4 separate regions of the Homo sapiens genome follow, and all the other regions are linked to region 1. The links are chromatin contacts, found by Hi-C or POLR2A ChIA-PET in ENCODE. All regions are on one chromosome and are shown on one strand. Each heading gives the region's core, a stretch centred on a gene start or an enhancer-like site at or near the end of the contact. The rest is flanking DNA. Distances are from core to core; before and after follow the strand shown.

What was found. A loop is a pair of places that touch in the nucleus more often than their neighbours do. ChIA-PET counts read pairs that join two places held with the same protein, here RNA polymerase II (POLR2A). Pooled maps may share reads with other maps.
Region 2: a loop to region 1 is called in a pooled map, with 2.4 times the contacts of the local background. The contact joins the enhancer-like site here to the promoter of LINC02900 in region 1. A Hi-C loop is called at or near these places in 3 of 168 maps with a recorded cell type or tissue (Calu3, PC-3 and PC-9) and 1 of 50 pooled maps. POLR2A ChIA-PET finds 5 or more read pairs at or near these places in 1 of 52 experiments (AG04450).
Region 3: a map of ascending aorta shows a loop between it and region 1 (6-fold over the local background). The contact joins the enhancer-like site here to the promoter of LINC02900 in region 1. A Hi-C loop is called at or near these places in 8 of 168 maps with a recorded cell type or tissue (Caco-2, PC-3, aorta and 4 more) and 12 of 50 pooled maps. POLR2A ChIA-PET finds 5 or more read pairs at or near these places in 3 of 52 experiments (AG04449, AG04450 and endothelial cell of umbilical vein).
Region 4: a loop to region 1 is called in a map of PC-3, with 4 times the contacts of the local background. The contact joins the enhancer-like site here to the promoter of LINC02900 in region 1. A Hi-C loop is called at or near these places in 9 of 168 maps with a recorded cell type or tissue (Caco-2, G401, PC-3 and 5 more), 1 of 37 single-sample maps with no recorded cell type and 13 of 50 pooled maps. POLR2A ChIA-PET finds 5 or more read pairs at or near these places in 9 of 52 experiments (AG04449, AG04450, Caco-2 and 6 more).

What each region holds. Positions count from the first base shown.
Region 1 is chr5:135,246,905-135,249,441 of GRCh38, reverse strand. LINC02900 (long intergenic non-protein coding RNA 2900) reads left to right here and starts at 1,265. Exons shown (of 4, transcript NR_037895.1): 1 at 1,265-1,316; 2 at 1,630-1,829. All of the region lies in intron 3 of PITX1-AS1 (PITX1 antisense RNA 1), which reads right to left. RefSeq lists an enhancer at 1,616-2,537.
Region 2 is chr5:135,309,494-135,312,030 of GRCh38, reverse strand. The region is part of intron 3 of PITX1-AS1 (PITX1 antisense RNA 1); the gene reads right to left. Among named protein-coding and RNA genes, the nearest start is that of LINC02900, 63 kb to the right of the region's middle. Within about 2 kb of position 1,275, at least 2 of the 41 ENCODE cell types and tissues checked have a DNase peak (open chromatin) inside an H3K27ac peak, as active enhancers do; they include PC-3, where a contact is called at or near this core.
Region 3 is chr5:135,190,248-135,192,784 of GRCh38, reverse strand. All of the region lies in intron 3 of PITX1-AS1 (PITX1 antisense RNA 1), which reads right to left. Among named protein-coding and RNA genes, the nearest start is that of LINC02900, 57 kb to the left of the region's middle. RefSeq lists a silencer at 1,365-1,544. Within about 2 kb of position 1,269, at least 5 of the 41 ENCODE cell types and tissues checked have a DNase peak (open chromatin) inside an H3K27ac peak, as active enhancers do; they include prostate gland and sigmoid colon, where a contact is called at or near this core.
Region 4 is chr5:135,208,076-135,210,612 of GRCh38, reverse strand. All of the region lies in intron 3 of PITX1-AS1 (PITX1 antisense RNA 1), which reads right to left. Among named protein-coding and RNA genes, the nearest start is that of LINC02900, 39 kb to the left of the region's middle. Within about 2 kb of position 1,277, at least 13 of the 41 ENCODE cell types and tissues checked have a DNase peak (open chromatin) inside an H3K27ac peak, as active enhancers do; they include IMR-90, PC-3, ascending aorta and 1 more, where a contact is called at or near this core.

The DNA.
Region 1 (2,537 bases), core at 16-2,515:
GCACATCCTCCCGAAGGAGTCAACCCTGCCAACACCTGGGTTTTGAACTTCTGGCCTCCAGAACTCTGAGAGAATAAATTTCTGTTGTTTTAAGCCACTTGGTGTGTGGCAATTTGTTGCAGCAGGGCTAGGAAACTAATATAAGGGGTTAATGGCAAATTATGACTGAATGGGTTTGCTCTCCCAGGAGAGATGCATTCAGCATGGATGCCTGGCCTGTGACTTCCAGCCTGGACCCATGGGTCCCCACTGAGCATGAGCGCTGAGGCAGGCAAGCAGACGGAGCCTCGGGCCCCAGGGCCACCATTTGATCTGCACGTGCCAGGAGGAAGTACCTGATGGCAGTGGCAGAGTGCAGGATGTGGGAGCAGTGAGGCCTTTGCGGCACTCCTCAAAAGATGCTACAGAGATGGCTCTGGTGCCCCCCACCCAGTCTCTCCTGACCTTTCTCCCCTTGTGGCTCCCTCCTCCACACCATCCTGGGCCACTGTGCTCTGCCCTTTCTCGCTTCTCCTCTCCTGCTGATCTCATTCCTACTCTCATCCCAAGGCTCATCTCAAAACCCACCTCCTCCAGGAAGCCTCCTCGGACCACCCCATCCCAGCATGACAGCTGCATGCCACGGCAGAAGGAGCCCTGAGTTCCAGGCTTGGCCTAGCCATGCCCTCCCTATGAGACTCCCATCAATCTCTTCATTTCTTTCTAGGCCTCAGTATCCCCATCTGCAGCATGAGGGGTGAGGCTAGACCAGCTCTAGGATTTCCAGCTGTCACATAACACGCTCACCAATTTGCACCAGTATTCACCTTTTTTTTTGCCTGGCATGCAAGAGATGTCAAATAATAGCAATAAACATTATCTATTTATTTATTTTTTGAGACAAAGTCTGCTCTGTCACCCAGGCTAGAGTACACTGGCATGATCTCGGCTCACTGCAACCTCTGCCTCCCGGGTACCAGCGATTCTCGTGCCCAGCCTCTAGAGTAGCTGAGATTACAGGCGTGCACCACCACGCCTGGCTAATTTTTCTATTTTTAATAGAGATGGGGTTTTGCTATGTTGGCCAGGCTGGTCTTGAACTCCTGACCTCAGGTGATCCTCCCACCTCGGCCTCCCAAAGTGCTGGTATTACAGGTGTGAGCCACCACATCTGACCTAATAATATTAATTATGAAATAAAAACTAGCAATTATGAAGCTGATCATAATGCTAAATGCTTTATGTGTGTTATCACAATAGCATTTTTTTGGATGGATAGATGCATCGGAGGAGGGGAGAGGAGAGGAAAGTGGGAGGAGAGGCTGCACTCTAAACAGGTCTCAGACTCATGAAGGCAGAACCCTTGTTCCCCTGGCTGGTCCCAGCACTGAGCTTAACATGCCACAAGGGGCTCAACACATATGGGGAGGGACACCAAAGAACTTACAGAAAGGAGACCAGATTTAGGAAGTATCTTACTTTTGAACAGGGTCTGCCCTTTCTCAATGACCTATCCACCCCCACCTGCTCCTTTGAACTTCAGAAGCTTCTGAAAGGAATCAGAGCTTCAAAGTAAGGGACTGCCAACCATAACAGGATCGCTGCACAGATACTGACCAAGTTGGGTGCATCTCTGATTTTTTTCTCCAGCCCTCTTGCCTGAGCAATCTGACGCAGAGGCACATGAGGAATCAGCACGGAACCATCGACCCACAGGGTTAATCCCAATGTCAATACCTGCTAGATGTCAGGGATCCCCTGGGCTGCTGGCGAGCCATTTGAAATGACCCATCTCCTGCCACCTTGGCCTGCTCCTCTGGGCCACCTCTCTCCACCTGCACTTGCTTACCGTGAGTAACCTGACCCCAGTGGGCCCAACCCAGGTGTGTTAGTCCTGACAGGGCCAAGAGGCCAGGACAGCTGCTGCCTGGCCTCGTTCTCAGTACCCTGTGGAGAAGGGGCGGCTCACTGGCATTACCCCATCATTCCGGCACTAGGACACACGGCTGGCTTCCCTTGGGGCGGAACTGCTGGTTCCATGGGCACAAGGCAAACCCTGGGAGGTCCTAGCCGTTCCTAGCGCATCCGCTAAACGTAAGGCATTTGCTCTCCTTCTCCCCCACGCCCCCAGGGAAGACGGCAAGGCCACCGGTGCACTTCGCAGTGCCAGGAGAAAGGCGCCTCATGCTATTAGCTCAAATAAGGAAAATCATGCCGGGAAGATTGAATTTTCTGCAGACTTGTTTAACCTGGTGATTTCTGAGCACTTGGCGCTGGCAGCCACGGGGGAGTGGGCTGCCAGCCGGCACTTTATCAGCCACTTCTCAGGACTATTCCTAAGCTTATTAAATCAGCATGAGTCACTCCCTTGCCTTCCTCACAAGCATGAATCACGAATCATCAAAACCCAAGCAAAATGCATGACTCAATAGTTTCTTCGGGGCCTAAAGGGGCTAGCGAGCTGGCGGTAGGGTGTTGTCAACCCGAGACCTCCCCCCACCAACAAGCAGTACTTTCCAGGGAAGGCAAGGGGGCTGCCACAGGGCAAAAAGAAGAGC
Region 2 (2,537 bases), core at 26-2,525, 63 kb before region 1:
CTTTTTAGTATATGATTCAAAGATTTTCAAGTGAATTTATAGAGTTGTGTAACCTCCACCACAATTCAGTTTTAGGTACTTCCATCATCCTCAACAAACTTCCCAGTGTCCATTTGCAGCCAGTTCCCATCCCCAGGCAACCCTGATCTGCCTCTTCTAGAAATTTTATATAAAGGGAATTATATGCCTTTTTGGCATATGACTGACTTCACTCAGCATAATGTTTTTGAAGTTCATCCATGTTGTAACATGTATAAGTAGTTCATTCTCATTGCTACATTATATTTCATTTCATGGATATATCACACTTTGTTTAGCCATTTACCAATCGATAGACTGGATTTGGATTATTGCAAGCTTGGGGCTACTGTGTATAATGCCACTATGAACATTTACGTACAGGTCTTTGTGTAGGCACGTATTTTCGTTTATCTTGAGTAGTGCTGTAGGCAGAATAATGGGCTCCCAGAGATGTCCAGGTTGCTAATCAGCTGACCTTAAGAAAGCAAGATTATCCTGGATTATCTGGGCAGGCCTTGTATAATCACAAGAGTCCTTAAAAGTGGAAGAGCCAGAAGAGGAGGTCAGAGTGAAACAATGTGAGACGGACTCAATATGCTGCTGCTGGCTTTGAAGATGAAGGTTATGAGTCGAGGAATTGTGGGCAAGCTCTGAAAGCTGGAAAAGGGAAGGAAAAATATTCTCCCTAAAGCCTAGGGAAAGGAACGTAGCCCTGCCAACACCTTGATTTTAGCCCAGTGAGATCCTTTTGGACTCTAACCTCCAAAAGTGTAAGATAATAAATTTGCATTGTTTTAAACCACTAAGTTTGTGGTAATTTGTTACAGCAACGATAGAAAACCAATACAGGTAGATACCTAAAAGTGTATATTGGTTGGATAGTAAATTTATGTTTAACTTTTTAAGAATCAGCCAAGCTGTTTTTCAAAGTGGTTGTGCCATTTTATATTTGTATGAAATGTATGATCTTGCTCAGTTTCTAGAGCCTTTCAGGTGATTTTTACTGATTTTCTCCAGTTTTATCATTGCTTTTGGGGGAGAGGATTTTTCAAACTTCTCATTCCACCATACCAGAACCCAATGATTTTTTGATTAAATTATCTACAGAAAAGAGGAGGAAAAGAGGGAGGAAGCGGGGAAAGGTCAAATGTTTGTGTTGACTTACTGGCAATACTGGAGGGCAACAGATTTCAAGGGTTCAATCACCTGCCCGTGTCTTATTAGCTGTATGACCCTGGCTGGGCAAGTTGCCCCACTTCGGCGAGACTGTTTCCTCACTATAAAATAGTACTGGCAATTATAGGATCTGCCTCCTAGGTTTGTGATGAGGATTAGATAATACAGTCAAAGTACATAGTCAGTGCTTGGCCCCTAAGAGCTCTCAACTGTTGACAATGTTTTTAATGGTAAGGGCAACAAGAACAGGTTAAATTTTGTAATATCCTGTTCTATTTAAGTAAAAGATGTGTAATTGGAAAAACCACAGAGTATGCGTTCCTAGAAATGTAAACAGCTGTCTTGCCTGGCATATTTTTCAACTCACTCATTCACTTCAGGCACCTAAAATCTAACTACAGAATTTTACAAGTCATCTGTTGCCAATGACTATCCATACACCACCATGTCCTTCCATCAATAACAACCCTATACAATTGTATATGATTTATACTTTTTAAACATCTTTTCAGTATATATTTTCACAAGGTCTTCATCCCAGTGGATAGATAAACCAAGAATTCTCTCATTTGACAGATTAAGGAAACTGAGGACCAGAGGTGTCAAGTGATTCACTCGAGGTTCTACAGCAAGGAGGTGGCAGAGCTGCTTCCATTTCCTCCTCTTCATTGCATGTCACTGGTTTCTGCCCACGGGCATGGTTTCCTCCTCTCTCTCACTGACATCATTCATGTTTGTTCATTGAATGTGGAAAAGATTAGCTTTCATCCAATTCAAAGATGCTAATAACACACTTAATGTCTATGAACACATACTGATTTTATTATAATCCTGCTCCTCTTGCTGGAAGCAGCCATGCCTGGCTTGGTGGAGATTCAAGACTCACCATTACAAAGAGTAAGCTATGCTTAGGTTAAATTGGCGTTTGTTCTGAGCCCAGTGGCATTTTTAATGCATTTATAAAAATGGAAATGAGTCAAGGTACCCAAGGCCGATTAAACAGGCAAGTCAAACACCCAAAGAGCCCACAGCAAAGGCTTTGCCTGCAGATTCACAGCCCTGCCAACAGCTCCCATGCTCAGTCCTTCCGAAGGGCTCGCCTCCCAGCACAAAGCCCTATCAGGCCTGCCATCTTAGACAAATCTTCACAATGGCCTTACAGCTTCAGTCCTGTCCCTCTCACATTTCACAGATGAGGAAGCAGAGACTCAGAGAGGTTAACTGACTTCCTAAGACACACAGCTGGCAAGTGGAGTCAGGTCTCAAAATTCTTTGAACTTCTCATGCTGCTCCCGTGTTCACTGATAAAGAGACCCCCTCCTCCTGCCCATTCCTTGCTA
Region 3 (2,537 bases), core at 20-2,519, 57 kb after region 1:
AATAACTTTTCAGGACTAGGTTCTGAGCAGCCATTTGGCCAAATACCAGAGTCTCTTTCTATGATCTCAGAGACCAGGAGGTAAGAACATTTTGGCCTCAGATAAGCCAGGAGACAATCACCTAAAAACAGACATCCTTGGGCTTTGACAGCCAACTCCCTCTATAGGGGAGAGAGAAGGTGTCTGGGTTAGATACCCATGGGTCCTGCTGCTACCAGCTGAAGGCCCCATGGGAACTGCTTGACCTGTGCTGGTAAAATGAGGGTGCAAGGGCAGTCCAGCCATGCTGGACGCGCAGCATGGAGCACGGATGCCCTGCTGCACCCAGACGCCAAGTATCATGCTTGCACATGCTGCAGGCAGGCGTGGCCAAGCAGGACACAGCCTTTGTGTATAAAACCACCACAGAACGAGAAAACATTGCGTCTGAAATGGGGCCAAGGCTCCTCCATTGACAAACATCTACTGTGATTCCCAGCCCCTTCTGAAAAGGCCTAGGGGAAAGTCATGGCTCCAGGCCCCCTTCCCCAAGACAGGAATGAGAGTATCACCACACACAGCCTCTCCCCTCAGTGCTACTGAGCCCCATGTGACATCCTCACAGGCCAAATCCATTCACAAAACTCAGTCCCCTCAGGACATAGATATCTAGTTTTGCCCCCATGGTTTAGAAATATAGCTGCTATACTACCTTCTACCCAAAACCCAAAACAGCCACCAAGAGCCCCACTTTGCTGGAGACTTCCTGATAGGGTTGTTTGTGTGGGTAGATTCAAGCCTGTTTGTGGTGGATACCTAGGAACCCAGCCCCTGGGAACAGAATGGCTAATCCATGATATTTGAGGGTGGTCCATGACTTCCAATGAAAAGGCATGGCACCGTCCTTGGATCTGAAGCTCCTCAAACCTTCTTCCTGACTTCCGGCGGAAGCCCCTGTGCTGCTCTTGGGAAGTAGAGCCTGCTCCCAAGCTGAACAAGCGGGTTTATACCCCGCTTGCCCCACTGTACCCCGCCAAGCAGGGCACGCCAGCAGAACTGTCCAGAGGAAGCCATGGCGCAGCCTGGCTCCCGCTAAGGCTCTCCCACCGCACTGTCGCAGGAGAGCCCGGGACGGCCTGGCTCCTGCTCTCAGAGATACCCTCAGCAGGTCGGCCAGCCCAGGACGTGGAGCGCACAAGTCATGAATTCCAGGCAAGCCACTGAAGCGTGGCTTCTCCCCGTAGCGTCAGCACCACCGGCGGCCAACAGGTGGCAGGAGAGCTTCGGGGAGCGCGCACCTGAGGCCCGCGGCTGGGTCTCAGGCTGCAGCGGCAGAGGCCGAGGTCTCCCTCTCGCTGCGACCCACGGGGGAAGACAGAGCCTGCCGGGGCTAGGAAGAGAAGGCGCAGAACGGCGTGCGGGAGCGAGCTAGCGGGGCCTCTACTTTGCGCCGCAAGCCGCGAAGCAGCTCCTGGCCGCCAGCCCCGCAGCTGCCCCCTCAGGCCTCCCTGGCTGCGTGCAGACCCGTCGCGGGACCTGGCCGGGAGCCGACCTCGACTCCACCCCCGGGGCTGGCACCCCCACCCCCGCAGACCCCAGGCCAGGGCCAGACCATCTGGGCTGTTCTGGGTCCCGCGACGGGGTTTTGAATTACTTCTAAATCATGTCCTTTGCTCCTAAAGAGCAAGCAGGCAGTGGCCGATGGAGGTGAGAGAGACAGCCCAGAGATACGGGGTCGTGGCCGTCATCGGCACCCCTTGTTGGCTTCCTGCTACAAGCCGTGATGATAAAATTACGGTTTTTGTGAAAACCAGAATGGTAACAGAGGAATTTTTCCTTTTTATAAATAACTAACATTTCCTACCACCAAATTCCAAAACTGCCAGAGGGAACCCCTTCCGCAACGCCACAGCACTTTGTTCTGCATTGCCCCACACTACACAGGCAGCGAAAGGAATCCATCAGGTTTAATTTGTTCTGCTCTGGTCAGAACTGAGGTCTCTAGAAGCCTCGCATATACTTTACCATTTTAAGTTTGAGAACCCTAAACTAATGATGTGAAACTAATGTAGTGTAACACCAAGTGCCCTCTCTGCCAGTAGGAAATAATTTCTGCAGCGCTTCTAAAAACCAAACCAAACCAAACAAATAAATCAAATGATTTTACAATGTGGAAAAGCCATGAGCGAGCCGGCTGGGCCGTGGCTCTGTTTGGGGGAAGCAGGCGGTTTGAGAGGCTCAGCGACTCAGCCGCGAGCAGTTTTCCTGGGCTGGGGTGTCTGCAGCTGGGAGCGGCATTCGAGCTCTGGCCCAGCAGGCCTCGGGAAAACAATCTGGGCCACAAATTCAACATGACAGTTTTAACAAATACGATTTCAACTTTTATATTTGGATTTAGGAAGGAGATGATGGCCTTACCCCGGAATCACTATTAAATAATAAGCTTATAACATATTTGCTGACGGCAATATAGACCCTGCTTCAAATTAACTTTAAAATGTGCTGCCGATACATACGGCTTATACTTAGAAAGAAAACAAAGCTGGTGACCGGGCAGA
Region 4 (2,537 bases), core at 28-2,527, 39 kb after region 1:
CAATGCACATAAAGCGATTCACTCACGGTACACCCACCCCCAAACTCCATAAAACCCTGCTGGCCTTATCGGCCCCTGCAAAGCTCCTACAACCACAAGACTGGCACACGGCCTGCAATTCCACCAGGAGCTGCTCTTAGCTGGCCCTCACTCACCACACTCTAGCCACACTGATGGTTTTTAATTCCACAAGGAAACCAAGCTCTGCCCCTACCCCAGAGCCTCTGCAGCATGCTAGTCCCTCATCTGCACTGCTCCTCACTTACTGGGTTCCATCCCAGTCTTTACGCCTCAGCTCAAGAGTTACCTCCCAAGAGAAGCCACTGTATCCAGACTAGGTCCCTCTATCCCATTTGTTTAATAGCACTCTTCACAACTTGCCATTGTCTTTTAGTCTCTTTGTGCTTTATCTGACTATCCTTCCCACTCTAATGAAACAGCTCCAGTAAAATGGGCACCATGTCTGTCCTGCTCACCCATGTATTCCTAGTACCTGGTACGCTACAGGTACAAAATAAATGTTTGTAGAATGGGTGGGTGAATGACTGAGTTCCCAGGGAGAGATATTAAAAATAATTACCATCATCCACAATGAATAGAGGGAGTGATGGGGTTCCCTGGTTGGGGAGGTGTGGATGGGGCAGGCAGGGCAGGCTCCTGCCTCCCTCTCAGAGACTGGTGGGACAGACAGAGAATGGCACCAGAAAACTCACCATAGGACCGATGGTGACATTCTGCCCTATCACTAGCTACCCCTGAAGAGGGCATCTCAAACAGCCTGTGGTCCATGACCACAACATGCAGGCCAGGGTCTGAGCCCTAAGGGAGGAGACCTTTCCCTTCCCAGCCTACCTGTACCTTCTCAAGGTCTGCTGTGGGCCAGGGTCACTGGTGGGAGATAGGGAAGGGCACCCTGGAGAGTACAGCAGCCATCGGCACCATGTTGACAGGCCCCAATGGGAGCCTGATCTCATCACGTCTTCCCTGCTGACAAAAATGCAGCTCCCTGGGTGGGGACACTTACAGAGAACATCAGACCCCATGCCCAACCCCCCATATAGATCCCAGCCAACATTTCCAGTTTGCGAGTTTCTCTAAGCAGATGTGTGCCAGACTGGGCTGGATTACCATTGTAACATTTGCCTTTCATGGGAGTCTAAGCTTCTCCCTCCCAGACTTAGATTTGAAACAAGCTGTGATGGATGTTCATGCTAATAGGAAGACTAACAGCTGGTCACCATTTATTTATGCAAAGAACTTCACGTGGGGAGAAACGTCTACATACCACATCATCAACTAGACACCATTCTGTTACCACGCACAGGCCTGCCGTGTGGGGCTTCCTGCTAAATTAGAGTCCTCCTGTCCCCATGGCTTCTCCTGCCCAGGGATCCCTCACTGAGGAGGAGATGAGGCTGAGGAGGGGGTTTCTCCTCGCATTCATGTCCTCACTCACTCCATGGCCCCAGGCTGGAGTATTTATATAGCCACATTGACTGCTTGCAGCCAGCGAGGTCCATTAGTAGGATGTAAACAGCTCTCAGCTCTTCAAAGGCCAGGGCCAGCCATTCTGTGGGGTCTGAGTCAGCCTGCCAGGGGCTCGCGTTTCAAGCCTTATTCATCTTCCTGATAACTTCCATAAAGGGCCAATGCTGCCTTCCTGGTGTGCTGGGCCTGCCAACAGCACCCCCAGTGGGATTTTCACAAGAAATTGGCATTCACTAAGCTCCTGCTATATACATAACTCTTTCCCAGTCACTCTGGGGAGGGAGAAAAGAGCAGAAAATACATTCACTATCTTTTAGGGCATAAGGCACATGTGGGTAAGAAATATTATGAGTCATCACACAGAAAACCCAACCAAGGGCAGAGTGACATCGGGAAGGGCAGGGTGAGCCAGGAGGGCATAGAACTTAGTGTCCAAGGACATGGGCCACCTCTAGAGAGCCTGGGGTTTGAATGCTAATTGCCTTTAACTGTGTGACCTCAGTCAAGTGGCTTAAACCCTCTGGGCCTAGGTTTTCTCACCTACAAAACGGAGATGACAGCAATAAGATTATGGTGAGGACTAAACAAAATGGTACATGGAGAACACTTAGCATGATGCCTGGAAGAGAGTAAGTGCTCAAGAAACATCAGCTGTGGTTCATTACAAGAGGAAGCTTTCTGGAGAAGGTGAGTTCTGAGCATTCAGAACAAGTGAGGAACACAGACAGACCCCTTCCCTAGCTGGTCATCTTGTCTGTGGGGTGGTGACATTGGCACACACTGCCTCTCTGATTCAGAGTACAGAAGAGGGAAAGACCATTTGCTGGTCTTCTAAGTGTGGACAAAAAAATCCACTCCTAAGAGCCACTCGGTCTTCCAGGAAAAACGAGCAATCCTATAGCAAATTAGCCCATGGAAAAGATTGCCCAAAAGTTCAGAGTCAGATTGTCCTTAGTCTGGGGTAGCCCTGTCGCTCGAGGAAGCTGAGCCTGGCCACAGCTGGGGGTCAGGGCACAGGGGTGGTGGGGCAGAGAGACAGTATGCTTCCT